Regions from separate parts of the Homo sapiens genome. Here region 2 is linked to region 1. Evidence: chromatin contacts called from ENCODE Hi-C or POLR2A ChIA-PET data. All regions are on one chromosome and are shown on one strand. Each heading gives the region's core, a stretch centred on a gene start or an enhancer-like site at or near the end of the contact. The rest is flanking DNA. Distances are from core to core; before and after follow the strand shown. Region 1 has its middle 9.9 kb from the start of EXOC6. Region 2 overlaps MYOF (myoferlin).

The links. A loop is a pair of places that touch in the nucleus more often than their neighbours do. ChIA-PET counts read pairs that join two places held with the same protein, here RNA polymerase II (POLR2A).
Region 2: a map of endothelial cell of umbilical vein shows a loop between it and region 1 (4-fold over the local background). The contact joins two enhancer-like sites. A Hi-C loop is called at or near these places in 1 of 168 maps with a recorded cell type or tissue (endothelial cell of umbilical vein). POLR2A ChIA-PET finds 5 or more read pairs at or near these places in 3 of 52 experiments (A549, BJ and HEK293T).

Annotation. Positions count from the first base shown.
Region 1 is chr10:92,835,234-92,841,920 of GRCh38, reverse strand. It overlaps a transcript of EXOC6 not described here. Among named protein-coding and RNA genes, the nearest start is that of EXOC6, 9.9 kb to the left of the region's middle. Within about 2 kb of position 2,665, at least 9 of the 41 ENCODE cell types and tissues checked have a DNase peak (open chromatin) inside an H3K27ac peak, as active enhancers do; they include endothelial cell of umbilical vein, where a contact is called at or near this core.
Region 2 is chr10:93,462,931-93,469,485 of GRCh38, reverse strand. The region is part of intron 1 of MYOF (myoferlin); the gene reads left to right. Among named protein-coding and RNA genes, the nearest start is that of MYOF, 16 kb to the left of the region's middle. RefSeq lists an enhancer at 1-172. Within about 2 kb of position 3,590, at least 35 of the 41 ENCODE cell types and tissues checked have a DNase peak (open chromatin) inside an H3K27ac peak, as active enhancers do; they include endothelial cell of umbilical vein, where a contact is called at or near this core.

The sequences.
Region 1 (6,687 bases), core at 1,416-3,915:
GCCATTATTATTTATTTACTAAATGAATGAGTGAATGAGCATTTGCTATGAGACATTACATTTCATTAATACATTTCATGCCTAATTCAACTAATCCTTTCAACAGCTCTATTAGTAATTATAAAGGCAGAATTTGAACCCATATCCTTCTGGTTCCAAAACCCATTCACTTAACCACTAAATAAGCAAAACTGTCCCCCTGGTTGGAATATTTGGCTCCTAAACATAAAAATGTTTTTAAAGTTTTATCTAGTGTTGCAATAAACATCACATAGCTAATGATATCACTTAAATGTCCAGCAAAAATTGGGTAACTGTATAGCCGAGTCTCATAAGACATTCCAGGCTTTTTGGAGGTGCAACAGATGCAGCAAGCCTCTGTCACAGTTAGGCCCAAATTTATTTCTGAACAATTTCTCTGGACTCCATTTTTATGTAGAACGCTATACTATTCTCATTAGAGATTAAATCAGGTCATGATATTGCATTAGTATAAAATATAAGCATTAGTGAATGTGATTTTTCAAATTGACACCTCTCTCCCCTGCATATAATGCAACCAAAATAAAATTTACATTACTGTAAGCCAGGCACAGAAATGCAAATACTGCATGATCTCACTTATATGTAGAATCTAAAAAAGTTGAACTCAGAGAAGTCGAGAGTTGAATGGTAGTTACCAGAGGCTGAGGAGAGACATAGATGGGAAAAGGAAAGATGTTAATCAAAGATGTTAATCAAAGTTTCAGCTGGACGGGAGAAATAAGCTTTGGTGATCTACTGCACAGAATGGTGGCTATAATTAATAATAATAATATACTGCGTATTTCAAAATTGCTCAAAGTAGATTTTAAGTGTTCTCACCACAAAAAGTATGTAAGGTGATAGATATAATAATTAGCTTGATTTAATCATTCTACACTGTAAACAGACAGTGAAACGTCACGTTATACCCTATAAATAGGCTGGGTATGGTGGCACACACCTGTAATCCCAGCACTTTGGGAGGCCAAGGCAGGCGGATTTCTGGAGTTCAGAAGTTCAAGACCAGCCTGGACAACATGGCGAAACCTCGTCTCTACAAAAAATACAAAAACTAGCCAGGCATGGTGGCACACACCTGTGGTTCCAGCTACTCAAGAGGCTGAGATGGGTGGATTGCTTGAGCCCAAGAGGCCACTTGAGCCAAGACTGTGCCACTGTATTCAAGCCTGACTGACAAGAGACAGACCCTGTCTCAAAAAAAAAAAAAAGTTCTACACTCTAAATATATGCGATTATTATTTGTCAAATTAAAAAAAGTTTTAAAAAATTTACATAACTCAATATTTCACACCTGCTCAGAATTTCAAGGTGTTATGCATGATTGTTTACTTCAGGACTCTAAAGTATGTATTTATTAAGTCATACTAGAATATCCATCCCAAATGGAAACTAGACAATAATAGTCAACACTAATATTTATTATTTACTCTGTGCCAGCCAACTATTATGCTAAGCACCCTATAGACACTAATTATTTGAGATAGGTTTTATCATAATCCCCACTTTATAGTTTCAGAAACTAAGGCCAAAATCATACAAGTAGTAAATGTTCAGTCCAGATTAAAATCTAGACCTTTGATCTTAATGAATATACTTGATAAAATAAGATTTAATACAAATCTTACATTTATAAAGATATAAATAGCAAGAACATTCTAGAACATCCACAGTTAAATTTAACTACTTATTTTTTGTTTTAGTATGTCATTCTAAGATTTTATAGTATATACAGTTTAGGGTTTTTTTTTTTAATGTTTTCTTTCCTTTCCTAAAAGCACGTTATCTTTATTCCTAAAAACATTAAAGTCAAAGAAATATGATATCCTGTTTGCTCTTAAACTGATAAAACTTCATGGTCAGCTTTTGGAAAAGTGCCTGAGAGAGTCTGTGAATACAAGTGTAAAACAATTATGTTATCATAAAACAATTACAAAAATTTCTTCTGGTACGTCATCTTGTACAATTCCCTTTTCCTCCTATTTTTCCCAGCCCTCTGCAGGGCCTTCTTTAGACATCCACCCCCGCCCCACAGCCCCCCACCTTTCTACCTCCCACTAACTTTGCAGTACCCTACAATGTGTCCATGATTTTATCATCTCAGGCTCAGCTACAGCCACAAAACATGCTGTGACTTCTGAACCCAAGTCGGTTCAGACATTGTGACCTCAGGACCTGTTCTAAGGGGCTAACAACACACCTGCAGGACCCCAAGGGGCATCACGAGCCCCAGGCTACATCCAGGTCTGAGTCAGTATCCAGGGGAGCAGGTCTGATGGGTGATGCCTGACAGCAGGAAGTTCTAGTGTGAATATGGTAAATAAATGTTATGAACACTGCTACTACCCTATCCTAGGACCATACTACCGTCACTAATTTATCAGGATCATCCTCAATATGAAGATTCAGGCAACCATTCCCAATGCATTGAATCGATATGCTACTTGAAACCTATTGACCATCCTTGTGCAAGGAATTTGATAATACTGAGTAAAACAGGGACTAATGTTGTTTCCTCGAACATGGCCCCGGACAGCCATTAAGTCTCCCAGGGACAGTCACGCCCCCTAGCGGAAGGAGCTGGCAAGGAGCCAGGCACATCTACACCAGATGGAGAGGCTACAGTGAAAATCAGGAAACCTAAACAGAATGAGAACATCCAGTGGAAATTAGCCTGTGGTTGCAAGCAATGAAAACAATGATGCCCAGGGCAAAAAGATTAGGGCAGCAAAACTAGTTGCAGACTTTACCTGCCCGTAAGTTTCAGCCTACCAATATTCTGCAAGCTAGGGGATTTTTTTTTTTTTTAGAGGAGTCTCACTCTGTCGCCCGGGCCAGAGTGCAGTGGCCCGATCTCGGCTTACAGCAACCTCCGCCTCCCAGGTTCAAGTGATTCTCCCGCTTCAGCCTCCCAAGTAGCTGGGACTACAGACGTGCACCACTACGACTGGCTAATTTTTGTATTTTTCAGTAGAGATGAGGTTTTGCCATGTTGGTCAGGCTGGTCTTGAACTCTTGACCTCAAGTGAGCTGGCCTTAGCCTCCCAAAGTGCTGGGATTACAGGTGTGAGCCACCGTGCCTGGCCTAGGTAGGGGATTTTGAATGGCCAAAGCTAAACCATGCTGGGACAACACAGGCACTGACAGTAGGCCTTCCTTTACATTTCTCCCTTTTTTCTTAAGTTCAGTCGCCATCTGCATGGCTAACATCAAATTCTACTTTTCCACCGTGGTATTTTCTTCCCCAATTCAAACTCTATAGTTGGCTGAGATGGCTTTAATGGATGTTTCATTGGCAATGCAAATAAACCTTGGGAAAAGTATAGAGTCTCAGCTCTCTCCTGAAACTATCTTTCCTTCAAACTTAATGCTATGGGCCTTAAACACCATTTCACACACAAAATGAAAACAAATGCAAGACCTCAGAATCATCTGATTCTTGTCCACTCTTTCAAAAAGAGGGCCAAAGGAGCCAACACAAGGGCTCATTGGGAAAGTCAGGCAGGAAACGAGCTGGACCATCTGGAAGAAGCTTGTCCTGGGAGTAGCCATGTATAAAGTCAGGAGGTGGGAAGAACACAGCCTGGTGGGGTGAAAGGCATTATAGGCCATTGACAATGACTCTTGGTCGCCACAACCCACTCATGACGTCTGAGACAGAGGAGACTTGTTTTCCCAGATGATGTGTGGGAATGAGTATGCGGGAAGGTTTGAATGCTCTGCAAAAGAAGTGCCGTTCAGTTACCCTTGAATTACACTGGTAGAAACCATCTCTTGAGTCCTGAGTCACTGAGCTCTCTGAGCTCACCTTTTTAGGGGAGCAAACTCCACCTGGCCCAGATATGAACTCTGACCTCAAATAGGCCACCTCAGGTTGCCTACCTGCAAAACAAGGTGGGCAGGGAAAGGAAGCTAACAGAGTTCAGGATTTTACAGCAGAAAATATTTGCCAAAGCAATGCCTTTTTTCTGTGACAGGGAAAAACACGTAGGTAAACGCTTCAGTATTCTCTCTACCTCAATTCCCAGGTGTAAGCTTTTCCCTGGGAATGTTTCTCTCTTGCATTTCCAGTCCCAGTATCCTAACCTTTCTCTCACTGTTCATTCCGGGGCCTCAAGGCAGGGCCTTCAGCTGCCTCCAGCCAAACTCCTTTTCCACCCTCTCAACCCTTATAGCTTATAGTTTTCTTTTGGTTTTGGTTTTGGTTTGTGTTTGGAGACAGGGTCTTACTCTTGTCACTCAGGCTGGGGTGCAGTGGCATGATCACAGCTCGCCGCAGTCTTGACTTCCTGGGCTCAAGTGAGCCTCCCCCTTTGGCCTCCCGAGTAGCTGAGACTACAGGCACAAGCCACCAACTAATTTTAAAAAGTGTTTTATAGGGACAGGGTCTCACTATGTTGCTTCAGCTGGTCTTCAACTGGCCTCAAGCGATCTCCCACCTCAGCCTCCCAAAGTGCTAGGATTACAGGCATGAGCCACTGCATGTAGCCAGAGCTTGACGTTTTAAAATACTTCCTCCTCCTTCTCTTCTTTGCTGAAATGATGACATTCTTGCTGGACTGCCTCTTTTCACTTTTATTAGAAAGGTAAGTATTTTCGTCACCATTAGCCCATGAGCTCGTATGAATCACATTCTTAGGGGCTTCCACAACTGAATATTCACATCTAGATGGGGATTCACAATGGAATATTCACATCTAGATAGGAGAGGCTTCAAAGAATTCAGAGCATTTGTTCTGGCTTGTGTGTGTGTGTGTGTGTGTGTGTGTGTGTGTGTGTGTTATGTTATAACCATTTCAGGCTAAAGATTCCTGAGGGCAGGGCCTGTGTCTTACTTATATCTTAGTAACCTTTATAGAGTTTCCACAAGGCCTAGCACCTAGCAGCTAGGTAAGTAGCACTAGAAAGAGCATTAGAGCTATGCCTTGCAAGATACATTGGGTTTTAGCAGGCAGAAAGAAGAGCGAATAATAGGGGAAAGGAACCCTAAGCTCCAGGAGGCATATTGTCAAATAGCAGAGTCTAGTTTGACTGAAATGAGAGTCCTGTCATTATTTTTCAACCCTCGTATTTGGCCACATGAGCTGATGTGTTCCTTAAGCACAGTTACAGTAGAAAATCAGCGACACACGTACATATGTATGGAAAGGCATCAAATGCCAATCTAAGAAATCTTCATCTAATCAACTTATTAGATGAACAGTTTAGAAAATTAGGAAAGCTTTTTGTTGAATACTGTCCCAGATAAAGGCTTGTTAGGGGGTTGCAACTTCACTCTACCCCCCAAAATAACATCAGTGTGTTTTAACAGTAGCCTTTGGAAAGGAGTGTTCTCACCCTTTTTTATACCCAAACATTAACCTAACAATTGGCATTTTAGGCCCACTGCATGGTCGTGACAGGGTAGCACCCGGGGAACATATCTATGCAGGCTCTGCCCTTGAGGGTGATGCTGAGAGAGTGCTGTGGCTGCCAAATCTAAATGATTTTTTGCTGTAGAAAGACAAGGTACAAGATTGGTACCAGGGATATTTTTCCTAAGAAGAGAAGGTAAAAAAGATCCAAGCACCAAGAAAGGAAGTCAAGTCCAACACCAGAGACAGACTAGCCGACAGGTTAGTTCTAAGGACAGACAAAGTCTGTAGATGTTGGCCAGTGTTGTGAGACCGGGGAGAGGTAGAAAGGGTTACAAGTTGAAGGCCAAGGGCTCTGAAGCAGCAATGGGAGCAGAGGCCATGGCCTAAAACACATCTAGGCTCCCTTCACCCTTTCTCTTGTTTCCACTTAGACTTAGCCACCTAGCATCTAGCACTTAACTACCTAGCACCTGGCACTTGACCACCTACCTAGCCACTAGGTGGATGCACAAGTTTTAGAAGGCAATGGTACAATTTAAAGTATGCCCCATATGGAAAAAAATTGTTGAGTTTTCCATTGCTACAAAGCTCTGATTTCTGCTATTGAAAATTACCAGCTCTTTTTCGCAGAATATTTATGATGCTCAGATAAGACAAAGGTATATGTAATAGTTATAATGGAGTTGTAATTATTTTGCAACTATACCTACATATTGATAATCCAAGAATCAACCAACAAATCTCAATTGTTTACCATGTCCCTAACACTACCCTAAGACCTTTGAAGATATTCAAACTATGTTTAATGCAAAATAAGATTTAAATAGCTGGGAGAAATTTATTCAGGTTTAAACTTTAGTGGATTTAGAAGCTCTTGGCCCTGGGGTCTTTCTGAGAATGAAGAGGTCACACACACACACACACAGATACACACACACACATATCCTTCCACTTAATCTACAAATATTAGTCAACAAATATTTATTGACTGTCACTATCAAATTCAGTGATGAATATCTTGTTCCCACACTGATAGGTGTCAGAGACAGGCAGACATAGAGAATTAAATTTTAAAAGCTGCCCTTTGAACACAATGACACATAGTTTTTCATTTTAATCCTGTTCTTGAACTGTGAAAATTAATACCCACATTACCAAAGAAGCTATTTTTAAACCTTATATATTGGTATTCAAGAAAATGTTAAAAAAGAAAAAATAAATAAACCTTATATGGAAACAAAATAATACATATCTGAATGGTCACCATACACTCAAGAAAGCAGCTACA
Region 2 (6,555 bases), core at 2,341-4,840, 630 kb before region 1:
TGGCTTCCATGTGTGAAATTGCCTTGCAGGGTACTGACAGTGTAGAAAGCTTTTTCATGGGTGTAATCTTTTTTTTTTTTCTTCAGAGATGCAGTCTAGCTCTGTCGCCCAGGCTGGAGTTCAGTGGCATGATCTTGGCTCACTGCAACCTCTGCCTCCCAGGCTCAAGTAATTCTCCTGCCTCAGCCTCCCAAGTAGCTGGGACTACAGGAGTGCACCACCATGCCCGGCTAATTTTTTGTGTTGTTAATAGAGACAGGGTTTCACCAAGTTGGCCAGGCTGGCCTCGAACTCCTGACCTCAAGCGATCCACCCACCTCGGCCTCCCAAAATGCTGGGATTATGGGCGTGAGCCACCATACCTGGCTCATGGGTATAATCTTATCTGTTCTCCACAACAACACAAGCAGGTGCTGAAGGCAGATATTCATACCGATTGTGCAGATGAAGATATTTAGACTCAGATATCAAGGGAGGCCAAAGCTGTGTAGCCAGAAAGAGGCAGGGAAGGACTAGAAGCTGGGTCTTGGGATGCTTGGTCCTTTGCTTTTTCCCACTGCTTCATATATGGTTGGTTTTCTTTGTGCTTGGCGTCTTCTCATTTTAATTCCACCCTCTGTCCTTGTCCCAGGCCCCACTGACAAACAACAGCTCACAAACACTCCTGACTCCCAGCTCTCCCTCTGATCTGCAGCAAACAACCAGCCCAGCTTGCTAAAGCGCCCAGAGGTGAAAGCCATGCACAGCATAGGAAGGAGGGTTGAGGAAAGTAGATTAAACTGCTGGCAGGGCCCAAAATTCCAGTGAAAGAGATGACTAATGATGAGACACCAGGGTCTGAAGCTGAGGTTAAATTCAACTGGAAATTCTTGGCCTGGGAGGGATAGGATCTAATTATCAAGATTTTTCACTCCGCGCTTTGCATTTGTTTTCAAGGTTGTTTTAAGTGACTATTTTATTTTCTCTTGATACCATCTCTTGGAGCGAGGAAGGACAGAGGACTGGATCCTCCCAAAGCTTGCCTGAAGGAAGCAGTTGATAGTTCTGATTCCAACACCTGGTAATGTCCCCTGTGTCTTGGGCATGGGTATGCTTTCTCATTTGATCCTTGCTGCAATTCTACCAGGTGGGCTTTTGTATCCCCTTTTTAGAGGACACTCGGGACTTAAGAGGCACTGTAGGCCCTACCTCCTCAGCTGGGTTTGAAATGTATTTGCTGAGTACTTGAGACTTAATTCATTCTCTAGCAAATTATGTGAAATATACTAGTCAGAAGCCAGAGAGGTTGAGTGGCTCCAGAGCCAGAAGACCTATATTCAAATTCTGGCTTTGTTTCTTACTAGCAGGTAATCCTGGACAAGCTACTTAACTTTCTTGTGCCTTGAATAAGGATCATAATAATAATAGGTAACATTTACAAAGCCCTTAGAAGAGTGCCTGGCAGATGGTAAACCCTATAGTTGGTAGGAATTATTCCTGGGCATTAGATACCAATCTTTATTAATGAAGAAGTCTAGATATGAAGAGCTGGAGTAAGTAGACCAAGTTCACACCACTGGAAGGTCTGAAAAAGTGACAGGTCGCCTGGCACCCTCTGCCTGCAGTGGCAGTTAAGAGCACAGGTTTGCTGAGAATGATGGTTTCCAGTTTCATCCATGTCCCTACAAAGGACATGAACTCATCATTTTTTATGGCTGCATAGTATTCCATGGCATATATGTGCCACATTTTCTTAATCCAGTCTATCGTTGTTGGACATTTGGGTTGGTTCCAAGTCTTTGCCATTGTGAATAGTGCCGCAATAAACATACGTGTGCATGTGTCTTTATAGCAGCATGATTTATAATCCTTTGGGTATATACCCAGTAATGGGATGGCTGGGTCAAATGGTATTTCTAGTTCTAGATCCCTGAGGAATTGCCATACTGACTTCCACAATGGTTGAACTAGTTTACAGTCCCACCAACAGTGTAAAAGTGTTCCTATTTCTCCACATCCTCTCCAGCACCTGTTGTTTCCTGACTTTTTAATCATTCTCAGCAAACTATCGCAAGGACAAAAAAACCAAACACTGCATGTTCTCACTCATAGGTGGGAACTGAACAATGAGAACACATGGACACAGGAAGGGGAACATCACACTCTGGCGACTGTTGTGGGGTCGGGGGAGGGGGGAGGGATAGCATTAGGAGATATACCTAATGTTAAATGACGAGTTAATGGGTGCAGCACACCAACATGGCACTTGTATACATATGTAACAAACCTGCATATTGTGCACATGTACCCTAAAACTTAAAGTATAATAATAATAAAATTTAAAAAAAAAGAGCACAGGTTTGGAAACAAGGCTGACTTGGGTCTGAAGCTCAGCTCTGCCACTTACTGGCTCTATGATCTCGGGCAAGTCAGTTAACAACCCTGATCCTCAGTTTCCTTATCTGTAAAATGAGCATACTCATATCTCCTATTTTTGTTGTTGTTGTTTGTTTGTTTGCTTGTTTGTTTGAGATAGGGTCTTGCTCTGTCACCCAGGCTGGAGTGCAGTGGCCTGATCACGGCCCACTGCAGCCTTGATCTCTAGGGCTCAAGTGATCCTCCCACCTCAGCCTCCTAAGTGAGTAATTGGGACCACAGGTGCAAGCCACCATGCCAGGCTAATTTTTAAATTTTTTGTAGAGATGGAGTCTCATTATGTTTCCCAGGCAGGTCTCAAACTCCTGGACTCAAGCCATCTCCCACCTCTGGCCTCCCAAAGTGCTGGGATTACAGGTGTGAGCACTGCGCCCAGCCTCCCTTGTAGGGAACAGACGTGAATGTGTTTAATATGCCCAGCACACAACACAAACACCAAGGCAGTCAAGCCAGGTGCCTGGCCCTCCTGGGAGCCCTTCCCAGCAGCCCTGGCAGTGAGCAGAGCTGGGACATGACCACGCCCCAGCATCAGCTTTTAGGAAGCAGATTCTGGCTGAGTCATTCAAATGGACTGGACTTCACTGCAGCTCCCTTGGAAAATGTGGGTTTGATTCAAGAGCCTGTACATCTGAAAGGTCATTCCCAGAGGCCAGTGGGGCACTGGGTGTGGAGAGGGGAGCAGTCACCCCTCCTGCCTTTTTGCTGGGGCATTTCTGTTTATCAGTGATATCAGTGACTGTTTCAGAAATGTCCCAAACAGCCTCGCTTTGTATCCTGTTGCCACTTGCCCAAAATGCCTTTCTCCTAGAACCTGTTTGGCAGCATCTTCCTGGAACGATAGGGCAGCCAAGGTTGGAAAGCCAAAGTCAGAGACACTCCTGGAGAGGGGTCCACCTGATGGGCCCTGTGTCCCTGTGCTCCCCCAGGTGTCTCTCAAGTCCCCAGGGTGGAGGCGTTTCTGCCAGCCCTTCTCAGAAACTTCTCTGCCCCTTGTTGATAGTAGAAATTAGCCAGCTCCTGGAGGCTGCCAGGCTGCCTGCCAGAGAGGAGCAGTCACTGCTCACATGCCAGCTGCCCCAGGGAAACTCAGAAGCCTGGAATGGAGCCACGTGGAAGAAATATTCCACCAGGGCGGTCCCAGCCTCACAGGGCACTTCCTCCAGTCACAGGGGCCCTGCCCTCCGGAGCTCCACAGCCTGGGAACTCCCTGGGGGGATGCAAGGAGGCTGCCCTGGTGCTGTAATAAGAAATCATCTAGCTGTGTGCGGTGGCTCACGCCTGTAATCCCAGCACTTTGGGAGGCGGAGGTGGGCGGATCACCTGACGTCAGGAGTTCGAGACCAGCCTGGCCAACATGGTAAAACCCCATCTCTACTCAACATACAAAAAGTAGATGGGCATGGTGGCACATGCCTACAGTCCCAACTACTTGGGAGGCTGAGGCAGGTGAATGGCTTGAATCCAGGAGGTGGAGGTTGCAGTGAGCCGAGATTGTGCCACTGCACTCCAGTCATCTCAAAAAAAAAAAAAAAGAAAAGAAAAAAAAGAAAGAAAAAAGAAAAGAAAAAGAAAGAAATCATCTGATAGCTCTCATTTGTTTAGTGCTTACTGTGTGCCAGGCCCTGGGCTGGGCACTTTGTATTCATTCTTTCATTTAATCATTAAAGCCGCCTAGTAATCACACTTATATGAACTTATGAAGTCCAATTTACTCCGTCATGGAGAAATTACTATGTAGTAAGCGTTGTGGGGGGAATAACAATATTAATAATACATAGTCTCAGCCTTCAAGGCATCACCCTCTTGTCTTAATCCTCCAACTTTGGAAACTAATTGCTTTTTGTCTCTTTCGACCGGGGTTTGAATCCCAGCTCCATCACTTACTAGCTGTATGACCTCTAATAAGTTGCTTAACCTCTCTGTGTCTTGGTTTCTTCCTCTGTAACTGGGAATGATCATAATAGAATTTATCTGTTAGAGTTGTGAAGATTAAGTGAGAGAATCCATGGGAAGTACTGGGAACAGTGACTCAGTTCAGAGCACTTAATAATAAGTGCTAGCCATGTATGGGTGTGGTTCAGGGGTGTGTGAAATGTTAGGCAAAATGGCAGATGAATTCATATGGGGCTTTATATATCTCAAAAGAAAGGAGGCATGACCCAGAGACCTAGAAAAGGGGAAGAAGTACTTCTGAATGGGAGATCAAATGTAGACTCTTGGCTGAACCTAGAGATCTTGTTGTTCTATTTTGTCTACCGAAGAGCTGAGTTACTTAGGGAGCTTTTGTAGACAGCACCCTAACTTTTCCTGAGGCCATTTCAGAAAGACACAGCAATCTAACCGTTCAGGACTTGGGGGGCACATCATAAAGGTTATGTACCATAAGTCTGGGGGAAAACTTAGAGATTATATATCTCGTCTGAATGCATCAGTTTATATATGAGGGACTCTGAGCTTGGGGGTTCAGCCTTATATTTTCCTAAGATAACAGCTCAAAGGAAGAGAAGTCACAGATATGAAAGTTCAGTCAGAGGGGCTGGGCCGACATCTGTGCTTTTCCCTGCAGGATTTTTAGGATCAGTGAGACGGTGTGTATTTGGAAGCATTTCAAATGTGTTACCATCGTGTTACTTCCGTGGGCACCTGGTGTTATTGGTTGGACTAGTCAGGATTCTCCAGAGCAGCAGAAGCAATGGGATGTGTGTGCATGTGTTTGTGCAGAGACAGAAAGAGAGATTTTAAGGAACTGGCTTATGCAGTTGTGGGGGCTAGCAAGTCTGAAATTTGCAGGGCGGGCCAGCAAGCTGGAAATTCATGTAAGAGTTGATGTTGCAATCTCTAGTCTGAATTCCACAGCTTAGAAAACTCAGGCAGGGTTTCTATGTTAGAGTCTAGAGGCAGAATTTCTTCTCCAGGAAACCAGTTTTTGCTTTTAAGACCTTCAACTGTTTGGATGAGGCCCATCTAAATTATAGAGGGTAATTTTGCTTTACTTAAAGTCAACTGAGTGTAAATGTTTATCACATCTACAAAATACCTCGACAGCAACATCTGGACTTATGTTTGACCAAACAATTAGACACCACCATAGCCTAGCCAACTTGACATTAAAATGAACCAGCGCAGCTGACCACCGGCACAGATGTAGCAAGCCAGTCTCAGGAGTCCTGATGTCTTTCAGGCCTTTTTTTTTTTTTTTTTTTTTTGAGACAGGGTCTTGCTCTAACACCCAGGATGAAGTGCAGGGGTGTGGCCACTGCAGCCTTGACCTCCCAAGCTCAAGCAATCCTCCCACCTCAGCCTCCTGAGTAGCTGGGACTATTGGTGCATGCCAGTATGCCTGGTTAATTTTTAAATATTTTGTAGAGATGGGCCGGGTGTGGTGCCTCACGCCTGTAATTGCAGCACTTTGGGAGGCCGAGACGGGTGGATCATTTGAGGTCAGGAGTTTGAGACCAGCCTGACCAAAATGGTGAAACCCCCATCTCTACTAAAATACAAAAATTAGCCGGGCATGGTGGTGGGCACCTGTAATCTCAGCTACTCGGCAGGCTGAGGCAGGAGAATCACTTGAACACAGGAGGCGGATGTTGCAATGAGCCAAGATTGCACCACTGCACTAGATCCTGGGCGACAGAGTGAGACTCCCTCTCAAAAAAAAAAAAAAAAAAAAAAATTTGTAGAGACGAAGTCTCACTATGTTGCCCAGGCTGGTCTTGAACTCCTGGACTCAAGCGATCCTCTGGCCTTGGCCTTCCAAAATGTTGGGATTACAGGTATAAGCACCGCACTGGGCCAGGCCTTTTCAATAAGGTTCTGACACACTGGCTGGTAGGTGAACAGCAAAGGAAATGGTTCCGCGCAAGAGGGCGGGTGGTTTGGCTAAGAGAGCTGTTCAGTTCTCCCGGAAACCTTGTTTGGAGGCTGGCATTGGGGTTAATTACTGCAGTGGTGACCTCCGCAGAACTGAGTGAGAGGCAGGCGTAGCTAATCGGAAAACAGGAAATGTCCTGAAGAACGACTTGAGCCCTTGAGCACACTCAGAGTGTGCTCTGCATTTGAGTCAGTTGTTATGTTCTGAGCTGAAAATATTTTATTGCTTTCCATAGGAAGAAACAGTCATCTTAATAAAATTAGACG